Linked DNA regions of Homo sapiens: region 2 is linked to region 1. The links are chromatin loops, found by intact Hi-C in ENCODE. Cell type or tissue: Caco-2. All regions are shown on one strand. Each heading gives the region's core, and the rest is flanking DNA. Links, peaks and the distances in the headings are about the cores only. Region 1 overlaps PPM1H (protein phosphatase, Mg2+/Mn2+ dependent 1H). Region 2 overlaps PPM1H (protein phosphatase, Mg2+/Mn2+ dependent 1H).

The links. Peaks named below come from ENCODE experiments on the same cell type or tissue, not always from the same donor. Only the 100,000 strongest peaks of a DNase experiment are listed, where the experiment ranks them.
Region 2: a loop joins it to region 1, with 7 times the contacts of the local background. A loop is called at or near these places in 2 of 110 quality-filtered maps.

What each region holds. Positions count from the first base shown.
Region 1 is chr12:62,797,771-62,800,689 of GRCh38, reverse strand. The region is part of intron 3 of PPM1H (protein phosphatase, Mg2+/Mn2+ dependent 1H); the gene reads left to right. Among named protein-coding and RNA genes, the nearest start is that of PPM1H, 140 kb to the left of the region's middle. In Caco-2, for the core only: a CTCF peak has its summit at 1,363 (motif pointing right); DNase peaks (open chromatin) are centred at 719 and 1,379.
Region 2 is chr12:62,890,284-62,893,202 of GRCh38, reverse strand. All of the region lies in intron 1 of PPM1H (protein phosphatase, Mg2+/Mn2+ dependent 1H), which reads left to right. The region is part of intron 2 of LOC105369795 (a long non-coding RNA gene); the gene reads right to left. Among named protein-coding and RNA genes, the nearest start is that of PPM1H, 43 kb to the left of the region's middle. In Caco-2, for the core only: no CTCF peak of the experiment used is centred there; DNase peaks (open chromatin) are centred at 812 and 1,182.

The DNA of each region.
Region 1 (2,919 bases), core at 154-2,653:
AGGGCTTGAGTTAGGCAAGTGGGCAGTCATGGCCTTAAAACCTGGAGATTACAGGCCGGGCACGGTGGTTCATGCCTGTAATCCCAGCACTTTGGGAGGTCGAGGTGGGTGGATCGCAAGGTCAGGAGTTCGAGACCAGCCTGGTGAATAAGGTGCAACCCCGTCTCTACCAAAAATACAAAAAAATTAGTCGGGCGTGGTGGCACATGCCTGTAATCCCAGCTACTTGGGAGGCTGAGGCAGGAGAATTGCTTGAATACAGGAGGCAGAGGTTGCAGTGAGCTGAGATCATGCCACTGCACTCCAGCCTGGGCAACAACAGCGTGACTCCATCTCAAAAAAACAAATAAACAAAAAAAAAAAACCTGGAGATTACAAAGTGATGAGAAGCTGTTAAATGAAGTCAAAACAGCTAGAAGCGTCTTGCCAGAACCGGATAGGCACATGGTGCATGTTCCAGGATCTCACGGCATCAGGTAGTGTGCTAAGAAGGAAAGTAAATAATGACTATACATATCGTCATCTGATTTGTTTGTAAGGCAAAAATAGTTCATATATTCACCCCTCAAATTTGCATCCTCTTTTTATTTAAACGTGTCCCTTCTTTGGTCTCAGCTTTTTCTCTCCTTGTTACAGAGATAACATTTACCCTTTGACTAGCAGGTGGTTTAAAATGCACCTTGCTGGGCGTGGTAGTGGTGCATGCCTGTCATTCCAGCTACTCAGGAGGCTGAGGCCGGAGGATTGTTTGAGCCCAGGAGTTCTGAGCTGTCATGTGGGTTCAGTGTCAATGTGGTGACCTCCTTGGAGCAGAGCACCACCGGGATGCCTGAGGAGGGGTGACCTAGCCCAGATCAGGTTATATCTCCAGTGCTTTTTTGTCACTGTATTCCAGCTTGTGCAACACAGCAAAACCCCATCTCTTAAAAAATAAAATTAAGAATAAAAATGTAAAAATAAAATGCACTTCTATCTCAAGACTGTCTGATAGCCTGCAACCCTGCAATCCCAATGAAAATACCAGGAGGCTGGAAAAGATTATTTAGGAAAAAGGGAATTAAGGTAGGAAAATTGACTCCCACTCAGTCGTGGTGTAAAATCTCACTCTCTGCCTCTGTAGAGGCTCTGATGTCAATAAATGTTTCTAGACACTAATACTCAGAATGCCAAGTATTGAATTTATTTTTTTAATTATTTAGGCAAAAATTTGACAATGGGCTCTCCTTGTAATGTAATGTAATGTAATTCAGTTTGCATGGTAGAAGTGAAAAATAAAGGAAACGTTGAGATTTTCATTTCCTTCAGTTGTGACTAGTGCCACAGGACATCTTTTACCTGGAGCTGCTGCATTCTCAATTTTGTCCACTAGAGGCCAATGTCACATTGACTCAGGACTCCACAGGGGTCTCAGGCTGTTCCTGCCCATTAATGGCTCAGGGTTGCTCTTAACAACTGTGCTGGCAAAGAAAGGTTCATTCAGAAAAATACTTAAGAGGCTCATTTTTAAAATATTTCTACTTTTAATGAACCAATTCATTACCTCAAATTTTTCTTGGAAACTTAGTCACCAGCAAAAACAACAATTGTTTGCTTCATTTTCATGTGTAATTCATTCAATCAGTAATATTTGTTGAGAACCAACTAGAAGCCAGGCCTGACTGGGAAAAGAATATTGAGCCGATTAGGCAAAGAAGGGTGTTAAACAAGTAAAATATAAATGGGAGGAGCCTTGAGAGGGGAAATACAGGGTGATGCAGGAGTCTGGTAAAGAGATGAAGGGAAAGGTTCCCTGGGGAGGTGATGCTGGGGTGTGGGGGCTCAGGAGTAGAGCAGACATGTGCAGGGCAGGGTTGGGAGAATGAATGCCCTGGGGCTCAGGAAACCTGGGTAACAAACCGAGCCTGAGAAAAAACCCAGGTAGGCCAAAGCCAGTAAGCCACCATTGCTGTGGTGGGAAGATAGATCTTAAATGTAGCAATGGCAGGTGAATGAGGAGGAAGGCTGGAGTGCCCCTGTGGAGACCCAGGCCCAGATGTGCCATATCATGAACCTTTAGCTTTAAGCTATGTCTCTTCCCTGTTTGTTCCTTTCAGGTTTACCCCCATGCCCTAGCTTCCTCTTCACACTTTTTCCCCCCAGATTGTCTGTCTAGGTCCCCAACCTGCCTACAGCTTACCGGGGCTTTGCACTGTGAAAGGAAAATAAAAACTGGGCCCCCAATCCACTATGGAAATTGGAAATCACTAGGAAAAAAAATTAAGCTGAAAGCTGAGTCGTGGAAGAAACTGTTTCCTTTTGTTCCTAAGCAGATACTACAGATGAATGGTTGAATATCTCCACAGGTAGCTACTCTGTGTTCACCTTACCTCACGCAAAGTGTTGATTTATTGATTTCCAGAGCCCCAGACTATCCCCTACCTGCTCCTTTTCTCTTGGAATATGTGGATGACCATACCCTCCCTCTTTCCCCTCCGGCCCACTTTTCCCCTTTAAATACTGAAGCCTTCAAATTCATCTTTGGAGAAAGGTACAGACTACAGACTGTCTCTGTGATCTGTGTTTTTTTTCTTCCAGGCATGTCCTTACCCTTGGCAAAATAAACTGAATGGATTGAGACCTGTCTCAGATACCTTTTGGTTTACAGCACCTTTCTGGTTGGCCTTATTAAGTGAGAAGCTCACCATTCTTTGGTTCTCATGGCACCTGGAAGGGTGGCCATACCTTGTGCTTTGCTGGGGACTGGGTCAGTGGGTGCCTGCTGTCTTAATTGTTAATACTCTCCCATTTCACTCTCAGATGTGACCTTCTTTGGAATGATAAGTCTTCTGTTTAATCACAGATGCTCTTGTTTTTCTTTGCGTCATCAGAGATTTCAGAGAAACTACACTCCTGTTTCATAGAAACAATGCCTGTCTTAAC
Region 2 (2,919 bases), core at 156-2,655, 93 kb before region 1:
TAGTAAATACTTTAGGCCTCATAGCTTTGGGGCCCATACGATCTCTGTCACATATTTTCTTATTTTAAAACTCTTTTAAAATATGAAAGCTATCCTTAGCTCAGAGGCAGTATAAAAACAGACCAGATTTGACCCACTGGACCATAGTTCACCAACCCCTTCTCTAGACTGTAGCCCAAGCTTCTTAATACTTGAGCTTAAAGTCTCAGAATCTCACTTCTGCCATGTTCTGTTGCTGAAAGCAAGTCACAAGTGAGGGACCAGGACTTTGTTTCTTGATGGGAGGAATGGCATGTCTATACAGAGATGGGAGGAATTTCTGATGTCCATTTTTGGAAATGATTTTTTTACATAAATTAAAGGAGTATCCACTTATGCCTTACTTTTGAAATGTACATTTGCCCCCACATTTTAATTTCTCTGAAATCAGGATGTATTTACTGTTGATAGCATCTTATCACCATTGACTAGATGGCAATGATAAGTCATTGTCATTATGTGAGCTTGTGCAAATTTGGACATAACAATTGTGTTGATGTATACTGTTGGTAAACACATATTGAGTTTAGTTGCATATAAAATATCTTCAAATATTTTAAATTGTGACTCAAAATTTAAAAACGGGTTTATATGTGTAGAAAGTTATAGAAGTAGAGCAACAGGATGTAAATTTGGGATTAGTGAAGCAAATTTTTGTACAAGAATGACCTCAGTTGCTATTTTTGCAAAGAAGCAACCAGGAACTGTGGAGGGCCTGAGGCAGAAGACAAGTAGCTGAAGCTGTGTTACAGAGTTATGGCAAAAGTATTGCGTCCTAGGTGACAAATTATGCAACTGAAAGCAGGAAAAATTGGTAGATCTCTTCAAAGAGATGAAAGGAATTTCAAAGCAGTAAGAGGCTGGTATGTCCAATTCATAGGTTACACAGGACTGTTGTTGAAGCGTAGAACATCAATTTATCAAACTTCCTGCTGACTTTGAACTGTAGCTACTTATTTTCTAGTGATTTAACTGGGAAAAAAAGTTGAATTTAGACAGATAGGAAATGCTGATAAAAACTCAGTGTGCTTTAAAAGGCTGTAAATTTTTTTTGAAATGTTAAAGGTACTACAGAGATCAAAGGCATGAGCAGAGGCTGTGAAAAGTTTCTGTGATACTTTGCACAATTGGTGGTGGCTGAAAGTTGTAGCCATAAGTTAATCATAAACTGCAAAACAATTCCTAAGAGTTCTTACCCAAAGATGTTATCGTTTATCTACACGCCTGCACATACACATGCACACACACACTTCAGCCAAACTGAAGAAGAAATGACTCAGTAGTCTGGAACAGATGTCCCAGAGCCCCCATATAACTCACCCAGTATATAGGTTCTTGATCGCTTTCACAGATGTGTATCTGAACAGTAAAGAATATATTCACTGAAGAGTATAGTGATCCACTTGTAATTCTTTCGGCAAGACTCGACAACTGCTAACCTTGTGGCACTTTTAGTCACCAAAGATATGAGTCTTAGTTATTCTAAAGGCCCTCTGTCGTGATACTAGGTAAGAACAAAAAAGCACCAGCCTCAAAACTGGCATATTGAGTATAGGACAGCTAGAAAAATGTCCCAGAGACAATAGTGGAGCATATGATGGAAGAAATGGACATTAGCATCTGAGTTAAAATGATTGAGAAGAGGCAAACTGGGCAGGTGAAGATGTGTTAAGAAAATCTTGGCCAACTTATTTTAATTTTCATGTAGGTACATGGTTGACACATGGAAAAATCTAATTATCTAAAAGCTTCTTCAATAATTGTAAATGAAAAGAAAGCATTGTATCAGTTTACTTGGCTTTCTTAGCAGTCTGTAAACTAATGGTTCATCTTATTGGTTGATCTTAGACTGGATAAATGTACCAGGCACTGAGCCTTTTATGATTGCTGCTTTTATGGAGTTTCCCATATAGGTATGATATGAGTATTTCCATTCGTATATGGAATGCATTTTCCCAGAGAGAGTGTGTAACAAGATTATGAAGAACTTACATCACTTTTAAGGAAAAATATGCTCTAGAATTCAAACAGCCAAGTCTTTTTTTTTTTTTTTTTTTTTGAGAGTCTTGCTCTGTTGCCCAGACTGGAGTGCAATGGCGTGATCTTGGCTCACTGCAACCTCCACCTCCTGGGATCAAGCGATTCTCCTGTCTCAGCATCCCAAGTAGCTGGGATTACAGGCGCCCACCACCACGCCCGGCTAATTTTGATATTTTGAGTAGAGATGGGATTTCAACATGTTAGTCAGGCTGGTCCTGAACTCCTGCCTCAGGTGAGCCGCCTGCCTTGGCCTCCCAAAGTGCTGGGGTTACAGGCATGAGTCACCACGCCTGGCCTTCAAACAGTCAAGTCTTAAAGGAGTTAAGTGTTAGACATGTTTTCTTGCTGTTTCATTCATATATATATATGTGTGTGTGTGTGTGTGTGTGTGTGTGTGTGTGTGTGTATACACACACACGAAATGATATTATATATATTCCCAATCAATAAGTGTTGACTCCATTAATCACTTATTGAAAGATTTCAAAATAACGTGATGTTTTTCAGTTGCTAATAGCTGTTTACCTTTCGGGGCTGCTAAAACTTACCCTCAATTCTTTCATAACAATGTCTACAGATGGTAAATGTTCAGGAACCCTTTTATTTTTCAAATAGACTTTATTTTTTAGAACAGATTTAGGTTCACAACAAAATTGAGCAGAAAGCACAGAGATTTCCCATATTCACTCAACCCACACACAAAATTGGCACGATCATTGTTCACTGCAGTCTTGACCTTCCAGGCTCAAGCGTTCCTCCCACTTCGGCCTCCTGAGTAGTTGAGACTACAGGTGTGCACAACCACACCTGGCTTATTTTTTTGTTTGTAAGATGGGGTTG